2 separate regions of the Homo sapiens genome follow, and region 2 is linked to region 1. The links are chromatin contacts, found by Hi-C in ENCODE. All regions are on one chromosome and are shown on one strand. Each heading gives the region's core, a stretch centred on a gene start or an enhancer-like site at or near the end of the contact. The rest is flanking DNA. Distances are from core to core; before and after follow the strand shown. Region 1 holds the start of STOX2 (storkhead box 2). Region 2 holds the start of HELT (helt bHLH transcription factor).

Region 1 (7,729 bases), core at 1,492-3,991:
AGGAGAAAAAGAGTAAAGCTAGACTGTAAGTACCAACCACAAGCTTAAAATGATCTTCCCAGTTAAGACAGGGCTCAGAGTGATTTGGTACAGTATGTGGTTTAAAATAAAATCTCGGTTCTTCCATTACAGTGTGCTTAGAAGAAAATCTAAATTTTTCTCTGAATGAAAAATAAATAAGAACCGATGCCTTACACATCATTACATCCAAGTGGTTAAGGAGAAGTAAGGAGAAGGCAACGGAAGGTTTCCAGGCTTTTCCTCCTTCAGCATTTCCCTCAAGAATTTCATCCCTGGGTTCCCAAATCAAACCAAAGCCATTCCGTTGTATTTCCAAAAAAAGAACTGGCTCCTTCAGGAAGGCTTTTCACAGCACTGCATTTTAAGCGGAAATCTTTTTTGAAGCCTTCCCTTTCCATTTACCGTTTTGTTTGTCCCTCCTGTCTGACATGCAAACACATGATACAGCCTCCATTCTTTCCATACAGCCTAATTCAAAGCAACATATGTTAAATCCACACAGAATCATGTGAGCATTCAATCCGCATCCACACCATTACCCCCACAGAACGCGTTCAGTAAGCTCCAACACAGTTCTCTGCGTGCAAATCAGACCAGCCTGGGATGTCTGCAGGACTCTCCCCTGACTCAGCCCATCCAGAGCTGCGCATGGAACCTGTTCCTTTTGGAGAACAGGGGGCTGCTGGAAATACCCACTCAGATAACCGGCCACAATGCAGCAGCCAGCAAGCCTGGCACTGCAGGCAACCCTGGGCGCAGGATCCTCCACAAAGCTCGAGGAGGCTGCAGCGCCGGGGCTTGCAGTCATTTATCTCCCTGCAGCCAAAACGCCCGGCTCGTCCCCCCTCCCTCGTTTTACCTAACTAATAGCTCTCCAACCCCATATTGAGAGGGCCTGCTGTGGATCTTGGGAGGTACAAAATGGTGGATGGGAGCTAATTTTTTCCTGCTTTCCCCATAACTTATCGCATCCATCACTGCCCGTCCTCTCCTCCAAGCACCCGGGCCGCGGCGTACCGAGCACGTCCCGCGGCCCCGGCCCGGGGGCAGAAACGCGGTCACCAACCAACCTGATGTCATGTAGCCCCGCGAAGCCTGGGGCGCGAAGGCCGCGGGGAAACGCTTGTGCAGGCGGTAGTCCTTCTCGCTGCGGGACCTCATGCGGTCCGAGGCCCGGTCCGAGAAATCCGAGCTAGGCCAGGCTCGCCGCAAGGTTGTGCTCCGGGTCTTCTTCATGGTGGGGAGGGCGACCTGCCGCCCCGATCCTCGGGGCCTCAGCGCCGGGGCGCAGCGCGCTCCTTCATCCGTCTACGGCGGGCACGACCCGGGCGGACTCTGCGCACATTTTCCCAGCCCCTCCTCGTCGGCGTCTACACCGCCAGCGGCGGGTCCGGCCCTCCCCACGCCCCCCCACACCCCCACGGCGAAGGCTCCGATTTTACACACGTCCCACAATGCATTACACTTCATTTGCAATCCGCCCGGCTTATAGCTTCCAGATTCCTGGGGGGAAAGGCACGTTAGGAGGCTCCCCGGCCGGGAGGAGGCGGGGAGGGGGCGGGCGGGGTGGGGGCGCCGAGACTTGCAGCGTGAAGGCAATGGGAGCGCAGACAATGGCCCGATTCAGCGCAGGAGTGCTTGGCCAACTGGGAGCCACGGCACAAAAGACCCAAACAAATGAGGCAGCCGAGGCCTCCGGGGCTGACCCGGGATCGGGCGTGCGGGAGGCCGGAGGGGCGGCGGCAGACCCTCCGCGCCGGGCAGCTCAGCGCGAGGCGTGGGGATGACAGTGTCCGAGTCGTGTCCCCGCGGGCCTATCAGCCGCACGGCCCGCAGTCCCCGGCGCTGGCTGGCTCTGCCTCCGCTGCAGTCCCCGGGAGACAGTCTTCATCACAGAGGCTCGAGCGGGGGGCGCGTGTGCACAGGATCCGAGCAGGCTCTGCAGACAGCAGCTGCGGCGGGCGGGCTCCTGCGGAATCCAGGAAGAGCCCGCGTCGTCCCCGCGACTGCAGCGCCTCGTCAATCTTCCCCTTGCCGAGGCTCCGGGCGCTGTGCGTGCGCGCGGGTGGATGGCTGGGTGGGTGCGCCGACACGCATGTGCCCCCTACACATGCATGCTCCTACTTACTGGCCGAGGCGGCGCCGGAGCCATGGCTGCCAAGGACGCCGAGCCTGCGATCGACCCCCGCGCGGCGGCAGCGCTGCTCCGGCGCGAGCGCGCGGAACGGCTATTGAAGGGCAGGAAGCAGGACAGCCGCCCAGTCTCATGCTAATCACCAGGCTGCCTTAAGTTAGAACGCGGTTCCCATCAGGCTTCTCATTTTCATGTAAAACACCCGGCGGCGGCGCGGGGACCTTGGCAGCTGCCCCAGCCTGGAGCCAGCGCTTGGATATTTACATATTTTTAGGATGGTCCCTCCCGCTCGGAGAGAGACAGCGAGCCAGCCTTCGTGGGAACGGGGAGATCTGCGGTGCGCTGCCTGGCCCACCTGCGCCAACCCCAAAGGAAGCTAAAGCCAGAGGGAGGGGAGGCCACGGCGAGCTCCCCCACAACCGCACACGCCGGGGCGCCGGGTCCACGCAGCCTGGAAGACGCAATGCAAGTGGCCTGCAGCGCTTCCTCTCTCCCTCTGGAGTCCCGGTGTAAGTCACCGCCAGCCCGCTACGCTGCATTCAGGTCCACAGCTCTTTAGATGGCACGGCTCTGCACAGCTGTTTCTGGTCCAACAACCAATCGCTAAAGGACAACAATGCGCGCGGCGCGCGAGGGGAGGAGGGGCCAATGCGCCGCCCGGGCCTGGGCGCTGGGCCCGGGACGCGGGCCTGGGACCCGGAGGTCACGCCGAGTTAAAGGCGCCCAGCCACGTTGCTGCTAACCCCGACCACGCTTTGCACTGCCGTTCATTCAAAAACGGTTATCTCCTCGATTTGGGTTTTCAAAAATGCTTTGGTACAGTAAACAACGACAAAAATAAGCCCGATTTCCTTTTTCAGCGCTGCATTTGACATGTTGGTGCATTTTTTCATCTGTGACAATGCAACGTTCAAAATCATATTTATGCTGTTGTTTCATATTCACAGGTGCCAAGATGCAGAGACAGGGATATTAAATCTTTATAGGGATATGCTTCTAACAGGCTGATATCGCAAAAACAAGCCAGTGGATTCTAGCTGGTTAGGATTCAGGAAGTTCTAACACAATCTGTGCTATTCCAAGGCTTGAATTATTTGAGGGGGGTAGCAACTATCTTGAAGAACCAGGCAGAGCAGGATGGCGTTAAGCCACAGGCATTATAAAATCTAGAATTAGAGCTCTCCTCATTCAGATCTCAAGACCGCCCTCTATAACCTGTGGCCACTGTACTACCTCTTGGGATACCCAGGGTAAATAAATAAATAATCACTAAGTAGCCTATGGAATTTATATTTACATAATCAAAATGTATTACTGTCAACCAATTCACTAATGTTCTGTGGTTTTTATTTTTAATTGGGAAAGGCACTTCTAGTTCAATGTCTTCTTTCCTGTAAGAGAACTGCTAAGAACAGAAAGATTACAGCTTTAGAAGTTATAGAAGGCACTTTTAGTTCAATGTCTTCTTTCCTGTAAGAGAACTGCTAAGAACAGAAAGATTACAGCTTTAGAAGTTATAGAAAGCTAGCTGTATAAAGCAGGGATCCCCAATTCCCAGGCCATGGACTGCTTGGATATTTACCTACCCCACAGATATTTACGGACCCCGTGCAGCTTCTAGTCCTCGGCCCATTAGCAACCAGGCAGCACAGCAGGAGGTGGGTGGTGAAGCTTCATCTGTATTTACAACAGCTCTCCATTGCTTACTGGCATTACCTCCTGAGTTCAGCCTCCTGTCAGATCAGTGGCTGCATTAGATTCTCACAGGAGCACGAACCCTATTGTGAACCATGCTTGGAGGGATCTGGGTTGCGTGCTCCTTATGAGAATCTAATGCCTGATGATCTATCACTGTCTCCCATCACCTCCAGATGGGACTCTCTAGTTGCAGGAAAACAAGCTCAGGGCTCCCACTGATTCCACATTATGGTGAGTGTATATTTATTTCATTATATATTACAATGTAATAATAAAAGAAATAAAGTGCACAGTAAATGTAATGCACTCAAATCATCCCAAAACCTTCTGCTCTCCAACCCTACCCCCACCCCAGTCCAAGGAACAACTGTCTTCCACGAAACTGGTCCCCAGTGTGAAAAAGGTTGGGGGCCGCTGGTGTAAAGGACCATAAGGTAATAACAAGTTGTATTAATGAATGTAGGAGAACTGACATTTAGATATCTCAATTCAACAATTACTCAGTACCTCCCAAGAGCCAAAGGTGGTTATATGAATGATTATAATAGCTATGACTTAAAGCTAATGGTGACTGCTGTGGCAACTGTGATAGTCATTCATTCAGCAAACAATGGCTGACTGTCTAGAATACGCAAGCCCTGGGATGGGTGCTGGGCAAACAGAACACCACACATGACCCTGCAGCAAACCGTCTAGTATGGAAGAGAAACAGTAGGCAAATAAATGCAGAAATTGTGCTAAGTTCTATGAAGAACAATAATCTCTCTAAGAAATGACAGTTGAGCTGAGACCTACAGCATGAGGAGCCACTCAAGCAAAGAGTGGGGGAGATGGTGTTACAGAAAGGGGGAACAGTCTGTGCAAAGGCCCTGGGGTAGAAGGGATCTTGACTTTCTGTTGGAGGAAGTGGAAAAAGGCCACTGTGGCTGAAATTGGAGCACAGTAAGAGGGAGGTTTGTGATGAGGTCATGGAAGGATGCAGAGCCAGATCATGCCGGAACTTGCAGGCCATGGTAAAGGTTTTATATTCTATTCCAAGTGCAGTGTGAGCCGTTGAAGAGTTTGGATCAAAGAAGCAATGATATTTTTAGAATTTCTTTACAGAAGAAGAGGGAATCTGTTCGAAGGGAGAGATTGACTAAGAATTTTCTGGAAGTAAGTTTGAATCGCACTTGATTAAACTGAGAAAATATTAATTGTTCATATGAAAGACGGGAGGTGAGTTGATGGACATTTGGGGAGAAGAGCTATAGCTCCACTCAGCCACCTCCAAATGCAGACCTTGCAGAGGGGTGACATGATCCAGTGTTCGTGGCCAACTAGCCTGATGTAGAATAATCAGGTGGTACATAGGCTGAGTTAGCTGAATCGGATCAGATGGCAAAGTAGGTATGGGTGGTGTAGTAATTTATCCATCCAAACTGGGGACAATGCTGAATAGTGCTATGAAGGGAAGGCTTAAATCTAGCAAACAGCGTATTGTGAAACCAGTCCAATCTGAAGAAAAATGGAGTTCCCTGTTACTATAGCCACTATTAAAATCAGACTCAGTCTGTCCATCTGTGTTATGATGGAAAGAGTCACTCTGGTCATATACAACCCCTATGTCCCTGGGCCCAGTTTCAGATCTCTAAACCTACCTCAGACAATCATGTACCTGGGTCATGAGTTGTCCATCAAGCAAGCTCGGTTTTGTAAGCCAGTATTCAATATTAGGAAAGTTAGAATTAAATGAATGATAAAGCAAATCGATTTTATAGCATTAGTATTATTTAATCGGGCTTTTAAAATGTGTATATTTGGTATTTTCATATCAGACAGATTAGAGACACTAATTACACAGATTTGCTTTGTGACTCTAATTCAAATGTATAATTGATTTTAGACTTGTAATCTTAAATTGAAAGGTATACAAATTTTGACTTGAAATCCTCTTCATTTAAAACTTTAGTTTATCAGCTTTGCTACAGTTGAATGAATTTAGAGTTAGAAGAATGTAAACTCCATAAGGATGAGGGATATTTTCTGTCTTATTCATTGTTGCTCATTGTTCTGTTTTGTTCAGAGCTATATCCCCAATGGCTAGCAATGGTTGGCACATATTTGATGACTACTAAAGGCCCAATAGAGTACTGGGGAAAATTTGGGTTGAAGCCTTCCTCGTCAGATATATTAACTACTTTTTAAAAATCAAGTGTACCAAGTATATGACATCAAAGACACAAGCCACAAAAGAAAAAACAGAAAAACTGACTTCATGAAATTTTTAAAATGTGTGCATCAGAAGACACTGTCAACAGAGAAAAGACAATCCACAGAATGGGAGAAAATATTTATAAAGCATATATCTGATAAGGGATTGATATCCAGAGTATGCAGAGAACTCCTAAATCTCAACAACAAAAAAACAAACAACTAGATTCAAAAATGGACAAAGGACTTGAATAGAGATTTCTGCGAAGAACATATCCAAATGGCCAGTAAGCACATGAAAAGATACTCAGTATCAGTAATCATTAGAGAAATGCAAATCAAAACTACAATGAGATACCAACTCACACCCATTAGGACGGCTACTATCAAAAAAAAAAAAAAAATACCCAAAAACCAGAAAATAACAAACATTGGCAATTATGTGGAGAAACTGGAACCTTTGTGCACTGTTGGTAGGCAAGCAAAATGGTACAGCTACTGTGGAAAACAGTATGGCAACTCCTCAAAAACTTAAAAATAGAGTTACCATATGATCCAGCAATTCCACTTCTAGATATACCCGAAAAGAAGTGAAAGCAGGGACTCGAAGAGATATCTGGACCACCCCCATGTTCATAGCAACATTATTCACAATAGTTAAAACATGGGCGCAACCCAAGTACCCATTGAGGGATGAGTGGATAAGCAAAATGCAATATATACATATAATGGAATCTATTCAGCATTCTAAAGAGAGGAAATCTTGTCCAATGCTACAACAGGGATGAACCTTGAAAACAGAATGCTAAGTGAAAGAAGTCAGTCACAGAAAGAAAAATAATGCATAATTCCACTTATACAAAGTACTTAGAATAGTCAAAATCATAATGACACAAAGGAGAATGGTGGTGGCCAGGGGCTGGAGGAAAGGTGAAAGGAGGGGTTGTTGTTTGAGTTGTTGTTTAATTGGTAGAGAGTTTCCATTTTACAAAAGGAAAAGAATTACGGAGATAGATGGTCGTAATGGATGCATAATGTTATATATGTATTTAACTTAACTGGACTATATACACTTAAAAATGATTAAGATGGTAAATTTTACGTTATGTGTATTTTACCTCAATAAAAATAGTAATAAATTTTAAAAATTAAATAAATGAAATTTATAGATGCACTTTAAATGTTTAAGGGAATGTATTTAAAGATGTTTCTAAGTAGGGCTAATTGTTAAGTAAAAGGGATTTAGTCTTCCATTCAAGTTGATCAAATGATTTTCAAAGACCCCAAGAGTTATGGTTTTTATTTTTTACTTAAAAATACAAAATTTACAAATAGAATAAATTGAATGTAAAACCTTAAGGAAATTTTGATTTTTCAATTTGCATCTCTAGTAAAGGAAAACTTGCAGTTTGAATTTTTGAACTTGTATCTCTAGTATACGGAACATTCATTAAAGACCTAAGCATCTGAACACAATCTTTCCTGTGGGTTGGAATAAACTTCTTCCAAACTCCTGTTAATGTTGATATTCTGACCTCCTCCCATGGATCACAAATTTTCCTAATGGCATCTAGAATGGTGAATCCTTTCCAGAAAGTTTCCAATTTATTCTGCTCAGATCCATCAGAGGAATCATGATCTATGGCAGCTACAGCCTCATGAAACGTATTTCTTAAATAATGA
Region 2 (7,729 bases), core at 3,035-5,534, 1.1 Mb before region 1:
CTAATTTGGTTAACAGTTGAGAAGTGACAAAAATGCTGAATATATTAATAATTTATATTTCCAGGGTAACATTATATCTTTAATGCTTCACTGCCGAAGGGAATTCAGATTGGCTTAATGCTCAGAGAAGAAAACTCTGAAAGGCCTTCTTCATATTCTGTATCCAGCGCTGATGAAAATGGGTGTAAGACATGTGTTCCCATAATAGGCACCACCCATTCTCCCCATTTCTGCATAATTTGTTTTTATCCCATATTGCTCAATGTATATTTGTTATCCGGGAGGGCCGCCTGGTCTCACTCTCACTTCCATGCTCCATCACTTCATAGAAAGGAGAGAGCTCACATTTTATACACAAGTTATTTCAAGAACCTCTCACATGCAAGACCTTTTCTAAAGTTTAAGATTTTCTCCTGGCAAAACATATACGTGTAAGTTTCACTTTACGGGCAATGTAATGAGGGCTTTTTTTTTTTTTTTTTTTTTTTTTTTTTTGCCTGTCTCTGCATAATGAAGTTTGATGGTTTACAAATTGCAGGTCATCCCATTCCATGACCTCAGCAAACAGTCTAGGTCAGAGCTTTCTTAAACCCTGTCCAGAGAAAATAGAATAAGTTAATTTACAGTCCTCCAGCCGATCTGAGAGAAGACAAATCACCACAGTTCAGCGAAATGGCCTCTGGAAACAAAGAGGAAAACGTGCTACCTAATTTCGAATTATTTATTTAAAAGGCATTAAAGTTAATGAGGCACAAAAGTTCAAAGAAAAATTTAAATACCTACAAACACAAACTTAGCCAGTTGGATACATTGTTTATTTTACCTATTTACATGAAACAACGGGGAGCCCTATTTTGCCCTTTGAGTCTTACAGAAACAGGATTTTAGCTTTTGCCGTTGTAGATGCATCGCTGTGGGTAGGGCACAGATGTCCTGGAAGTGAAAATCACAATCCCTTAAAAGACCAATAGCCAAGTCTCTCCTGGATTCCAAACTTTCCTCACCACGTTCTGGGTGGGGCGAGATAAAAAAAAAAATCTCACTGGGGAAAGGATAAGGAGGACTTTTCTCTCCAAGCCTGAGAACTTAAACGGAGACCCCAGGGTCTCCATCCTGCACCAGTGTCCGAATGGTAAAGGATGGCGTGTAGGGAACAATCCCCTAAGGGGTGGGGAAGGGGCGTCTCCCAACCCGGCAGGTGCCGACCTCTCGCCGAGACGCCCAGCGCCCCCGAAGCTGGCCTGCTCTGTGCGCAAAAGGCAACGCCAGCTTCTCGGAAGCCTCTGGCGCTGAGCAGTTGTCATCAACGATGTTGTTTCTAATCCGCAACTCAGAACTGTACTTGGTTCCGGTATTTTTTAGAGGATTTTTAATTCTGTAAACTCAGCCACGCGCCCCGCTGGCCCGGGTTTCGCCGCATTCCAGACCCGCGGGCGTGCGGTGCGCGCGCGTCGGGCACTTGGCTCCGGGTAGGACGGGCGCCCGGGTCGCAGCTGGCAACGGTCCGCCTAAGTCAGTTTGGGGCAGGTCCTTCAATTTGCATTTTCCTGAGAGCCAAGGGCAGTGTTCTTCGCCTCCCCTGTTTCTCTGAGGCTAATGCTCAAGATGGGGCGGGTGCAGGAAGCCGCGAATCCCGCCCTTAAGCGATGCCTAGAATATCTGCCTGAACCTCCATTTAACGTCCCCCTCCCTCAGACTCCACAGCGGGCCCCTCACCAAGTTACTGAGGGCTGTTACCTTGAACCCTGTCAGCCTTGCGCCCTGGGCACCGCGGAGGGGACGGGTGTGGATGAGCAGAAGGTAATACATAAATCCCTCTCTTTGGGTCTTTATCAGAAAACGTTTATTACCAGGGGGAGATCCTTCAGAAGACTCATTCGCTCTTTGCCTCCCCCAGCCCAGATTTTTGGGGTACAATATTTACACATTATGTGTACAATATATACAGCATTTCTCCTAAAAGCGCCCAAAGCGAGGAGAAATCTGGCGGGCGAGTGGGCGTCAGAGCACCGGGGGGTGCTGGGGCGTGTGCAGGTTAAGGGCGTTGGGGTGCGCGTGGCCGATCAGGTTGAGGTAATGCCGGTCCAGGCCCTGCACCGGTGTCAGGAAGGGGCTGTGCTGCTGCGCTGGGCTAGCGAGCGGCACTGGCGCGCTGGGCAGGTAGGGCAGCGCGGGGCTGCGGGCCGCGCCAGGCGGCCAGGGGAAAGGCCCGGCACCAGAGCCCTGCGGGAACACAGCGGCCTCGCCCGGGCTGTGACCAGCGAATTCGGGCCCCGCAGGGTGCAGCTGATAGGAGAAATCCGGCTCCGGGAGCGAACCCAGCGGCGGAAAGGCGGGCTCCGCGCCCAGGCGGGCCTTGGACTGCAAGAAGGCGAGGATGCGCGCGTACTTCGTGTCCTTGGTCTCCATCCGCTCCACCGTGGTGAGGTAATGCACCAGGTTCTTCATGCACTCGTGGTAGCCATAGTGGAAGTAGTTGGCAAACTCCGCTAGAAGTTCTGCTGGAGGAACGAGAAAGCCCGTAGGACGGACACACCCTGAGTGCCCCTTCCCCACGCGAGCCCAAAGCGGGTGCAGGGCACCTCCCACCACATTTTCTGGCCAAAGTTCCCATTTGAGGCCCGCCCTCTCCTCTGCGCAGTCTTAGAGACTGGCGAGGCACGCGCAAACGCCCTCTTTCCCTGAGAGCCTGACCCCACCCACCCCACCCGGGAGAAGGAGGTGGAACCAGCCTCCCTGGGAACCAGTTCTCCCTCGCCGCCTTGCTGTCGCCGAGCAGGGAGAGGCGCCTTCGCAGGACCCCTGCCCTCCTGGAGAGTGGAGCTCTAGTAGAGCTCTCGGGAACACTCAGTCACTCCCCTCCCAGCCCCAGGGTCTCTGGGTGGCGCAGGCGCCTGGCCCAGGCGTCCCATTCCCTAACCTGTGCCCACCTTTTTCCCTTCCCCGGGGAAAATCAGCGGAGTGCAGTGCTCTCAGGTACTGAACGGTCATCTCGAGGATCTCCGCCTTCTCCAGCTTCCCGGAACTCTGCAAAAGGAGGAAGGGCCCCTCGCAGCGGCCCAGCGCCTGCTGGTCGGGCACTGTGGCGCTGGAGAGGACCAGCGAGCGGACGCGGCTGCGGATCTGCGCCAGAGCCTCCTGAGGTTCGCCCTGCGCTCAGGCCCCCCGCCTGGGAGGGGCCCGCAAGTGAGGTCCTCTGTGTCCGCGGGCTCGGGCGTCTCCGCAGAGTGGCCGCAGAGGCCTCCCAACGCCTGGCACCCGGCTCCGGGTCGCCAACGTTACCTGCTTCGCCAAGGCCATGGGCACTGTCTTGCCCAGCTCGTTCAAGCAGCGGTTGATCCTGTCCCTCCTCCGCTTTTCTATCACTTTATGAGAAACGGGGGTTCTCTGCGAAGAGAGGGTTGTATGTTTAGGATGGCTTTGCCCGGGAAGTCGTCAAAGGCGCGGCTCTAGCAGCTGGGTGCAAGCCGCCTCTCCAGCCGCGCACACTGCTCAGATTCGCTCTAGGAAGGGACTCCTGGCCCGCCACGCTCGGGCCAGGTGAGCTCTGCCTTCTGACGCCCGCGCTGGCGCGCTCCCCTTCCAGCCACCCTACCCAGGCCTTTGGGGAGGTGGCCGCCAGCCTCCAGGCAGGACTTCTACCTGGTTGAGCACCCTCCTCTCTCTACCCCACCCCCTTCCCAAACCACTCGAGATTCCTCCACACTCAAAGTCCCGTGCGGGCACTTCCCTGCCATCGGTCCACCCAAGTGGCGGGTCGGTGAGTCAGATGCCTCCACCACCAGGGCGCAAGTGCCATTTGGGCTCAGCCGACTCACTTTGCGTTCCTTGAGCTTGTCTGACATCCTGGTCAGTACGCGCCCTCGGGAGAGGCGGTGGCGCGGGGCACCCGTCCACTTTTCCGCCTCGTGTGCCTCCTCGAGTGTCCCAGGTAGACTGCAGCCTCCCAACTCCGAGGGCTGCCTTATAAAGCGGTCATCTAGGGCTCCAGATGCATTCACGAGTTGAATTATTCCATAGGATTAGGGGAGCTGCGTTTGGAGGATGTATGCATTCAAGATCAGTTTTAAAGAAGTTAAGAAAAAAAAAAAATTAGCAGCCGAGGGGGGCGAGCTGGGGGCAGATCAGCTTTGTTAATCCACGTGGCCCTTCAAAGGACACGTGATCGGCCCAGGAATAACATTTGCATGGCAACAGCTCGGGCGGGAAAAGGAGGCGGTAAACTGGGGCCGGCGGGCGAGCAAGCGCCTGCAGCAGTCGCGGGCGCGGAGCGCAGGGGCGCAGCGGCCGCGGGCACCGGGGGGCGAGGACCCTCACAAAACAGTGTCGCCTCTTTTAGTCCCACCGCTGAGTCTCACATGATCGCCTGTTTACAAATCCCAGCAAGCCCGCCGTCCCAGCGCCGAGTGCGTTTTAAAGCCTGTCCAGAGTCATTAAAGTAATTAAGTAAGCCTTTAATAGGCTGTTCCGCCGGGTTCAAGGGAGAGCTCTTGGAGACGGAGGCGCCCCGTTTGTTCCCAGGCTTTTCTCACACGACTTGGTGACACGTCCTTCTCCCCCCTTTTTGTTTACACCGCTTTATTTGTCCGGACATCCCGGCAGGTGTGGGGCTGCGGCTGGCACACGAGGCTCCCGCCTCGCCTCGCCTCGCCCCTCCCGCCGCTGTTTGGCACGCGACGCTCCCCCCTACTCCCTGACCACGTCGCTGGCTTTCTTTTCTCCCCACCCCTCCTGCTCCCTCTTCGCGGGGGGAAGAGGCTCAATTTGTAGCCTATTATCCTATACGAAAATGTCCATTGAAAAGTATGAATAGTTTCATTGGGCTAAATTTTAATAATGCCAGAGGGTGGGGGAGGAGAGACTGGCGGGCGTGTGTGTGTGTTTGTGTGTGAAGGGGCGGGTGGGAGGATTGGGGGGCAACACGGAGAAGAGTGGGCCGAGAAGAAAAGGGGGAATGCAGCTGGCCCAGGCAAGCATTATGCAACGTCACCTGCGAGAGGGGGCGCCTACAGACCCCTATTCATTTGCCTAATTTTGGTCAATTTAACAAACTTCAGGAGAAATTATTGTGGCTTTGTCAGGGAGGGTGAAGCCTTCTGATCGAATTAACAGCATGTTTTGATCCGGTAAATGTCATTAGAAAGGGAGAAACAATCGCGCTTAGAGGGCTCTGAGTAATGCGCCCAAGTGGAGACGCCAAAGCGCACGGCTCACAAAGGGAGCAAGTAGCTGCCACAGGGAACTTTTGTACCCGCCCATCGCCCAAGTTTTGACACAAAAAGGCATTATTTCATACTTGAATACGTTTAATCCAACGATTGTCTATTTTCTGCAAACATATTTTCACAGCATTGTTAACTTTTTATGTCTCCCTTTCGCTGGCGTCTTTTCTTAACGTTTGGGGGCGGGAGAGCGCAGACACTTTGGGCATCAATATTTGTCACTGAAAAGGGCCCTGTGAAGTTTGGGAAGTTGATCTCTTTTTTATGGTTTTAGAAAGCGAAAATATCGGGGGGAGGAGGAGGGAGGGAAGGCACGAACAGAAACGAGGGAGGAAATTTGCTGGACGGGCCCAAGGGGAAGGAGGGGGGCGGCGGCGGCTGGGAACTCTCTTGGCCGCCTGCGCCTCTGAGGGCAACCTGGCCCCGCGGCCAGAGGCCACCTCCCCCAGGACGGGCCTCGCTCACACTTGCTGCCTCGGATCCTATACTCTGGGGGCTCTGAGCTTGTGGGGTGTGGGTGGGGGGTGAGCTTTCTTGCAGATTGAAACGATAAAAATGATTTTTGTTTTATGGCCCTTTCTAGAGCCACCGAACTCTCACCTCTCTAATCTTTTCCATCTGGGAACAGCTGAGACCGCTTCTCAGATTTTTCTTCTTTTCTGCCTGCCCCTAACCCTGCCTAAATTCTCTCTGTTCTGCAGGGAGATGGCAGGGCCCAGCGCCCCCCTTGGGGTCGTTAGACCTTGGCAGGGGTGGGTAGGCGGCGCTCTTCTAGCTGGTGGGACCTGGGAGCCTCAGGGCGCAGAGCCAGGCCTGGGGTGCCAGGCCTCGGGGAAGCCATCGGCCCACCTGCTGCGGCCTGGGAGATGTGAGGGCTCGGTCTGCACCTCGCACCCCTAGGGTGTCCCTCTCGGTCCTGCCTCTAGTCTCCTCACGATGTTTCCTTTCTGCTTCACGCCAGATTGGACACGATCCGCACCCTCCCAGGTTGCTCTGCCAGCCGCGAGTGCCCTCTCAGGGGTTGTCGATTTCAGGATATTCACTCGCACACAAAGAGATTAAACGCGAACCCTTATCATCCAAATTAACTAACGTGAATGGGTAAAAAGGAGCGCGCACACTTCGCACTCCCACTCCCATTTTTAAGCCAGCGGCCCGGGCGTTGATCCTCTTACTGCCGGTGTTAACCGCCAGCTGCAGGCACCTTCCACGGACCACATTTCATTCCATGCACACTGTTTAATTTCCCGGGTTTGGTCTCGGCGCTTGGCTCAAGGCTTGCCCAGGGCTAAAAGTACCCGCGTGCAGGTGAGGGGGCAAGGGAAGGCCGGTGAGTGGAGACTTGGGCTCAGGGGCGCAGCCTCGCCCGGTCCTTGCGCGGCTGCAGCACTACCTGCGAAACCTGGAACGCCCTCCGCTTCAGGATAGGGAAGGACGTATTTCCTTTCTCCCTTCTCGGTCCGAAGGCCTGGGTCACACACGCTGCCCCAGAGTGGGGCGCCTCAGGGCTGTCTTCTCTTTGCTTCTCCTCAGGGTGAAGATCAGGAGTTCCCTGATCCTGGCCTAGTTTCCACGCAACATAAGAGCAGAGTAGGGAAGAGCCGAGGTTCGCCGGAGCCAGCCAGCCTGTTCAGATCCCAGCCCTACCGCCCACCAGCTGGGTGAGACTCGAGGCATCGTCCTGAATCTACTGTCCCTCAGTTTCCTCATCTGTAAAATGGAAATAATGTTTCTACTATGTTACCGGGTGGTCACTCCAGTGAAATAAGTAAATACAGACGAGGCACCTAAAAGAAGACTGGATCGTGCAGTTAGTGGTTTTACTTTGCCTGCAAATCTCTCCTACGGTGGCTCTTCTGTGTTTTACAGGGTAGTGTGGAGTTTGCACTGTTAGATGATTTTTCCACTCATTTCATTTTTTGCCCTCATCCCAGAGAAAGCTCTAGCCTCCCTGAAAAAGCCACAGTAATTCCTCCTGAAGTTTGTTTAATTGACCAAAATCAGGCAAATGAATGGGGGCCTTCAGGCACCCAGGTGACATCACATAGTGCTACTGGCCAGCTGTGTAGTCCCAGTGTGTGTGTGAGGCTGAAAGGGACTCTAAGCACAGGACCCCTCAGCATCATAGCCGTTCTCAAGGGACGCAAATATTAGCATCAAAATCAAAAGAAAGCTAGGAAGCAAGACTGCCTGGAAATTAGACAGTGCTTATTAAATATTGCTCTGCGTTCAGCCTCCTGGCAGCTAAAGACCTCTACTGGAGAACACAGCAATCACAAGCCGACCATGTTTATTATCGTTATTTTTAATACTATTTCTTTGGCTCCATAAGTTTGACAAGCAGATTGCAAACACAGAAGGATGGCTTATTATGTGTTTGCTTCCAGTTTTTAGAAATTGAGGATTTGTGGGCTTGGGGGCAGGGGATGGATGGAAAGAAAAGAATACAGTAACTTTAGACAAATTGCACTAAGACAAAGAATTCCAGGTAATTTCAAATCCCTCCC

Evidence for each region. A loop is a pair of places that touch in the nucleus more often than their neighbours do. Pooled maps may share reads with other maps.
Region 2: a loop to region 1 is called in a map of naive thymus-derived CD4-positive, alpha-beta T cell, with 19 times the contacts of the local background. The contact joins the promoter of HELT here to the promoter of STOX2 in region 1. A Hi-C loop is called at or near these places in 1 of 168 maps with a recorded cell type or tissue (naive thymus-derived CD4-positive, alpha-beta T cell), 9 of 37 single-sample maps with no recorded cell type and 10 of 50 pooled maps.

Annotation. Positions count from the first base shown.
Region 1 is chr4:183,900,319-183,908,047 of GRCh38, reverse strand. STOX2 (storkhead box 2) reads right to left here and starts at 2,741. Exons shown (of 4, transcript NM_020225.3): 1 at 1,092-2,741. The coding sequence starts at 1,257. RefSeq lists enhancers at 1,781-2,488, 2,489-3,198.
Region 2 is chr4:185,015,045-185,022,773 of GRCh38, reverse strand. It overlaps HELT (helt bHLH transcription factor), which reads right to left and starts at 4,284. Exons shown (of 4, transcript NM_001300781.2): 1 at 3,819-4,284; 2 at 3,283-3,387; 3 at 2,931-3,027; 4 at 1,821-2,501. The coding sequence starts at 3,845. The coding sequence ends at 2,002. RefSeq lists enhancers at 726-1,652, 1,653-2,580, 3,295-3,874, 3,875-4,453, 4,454-5,034.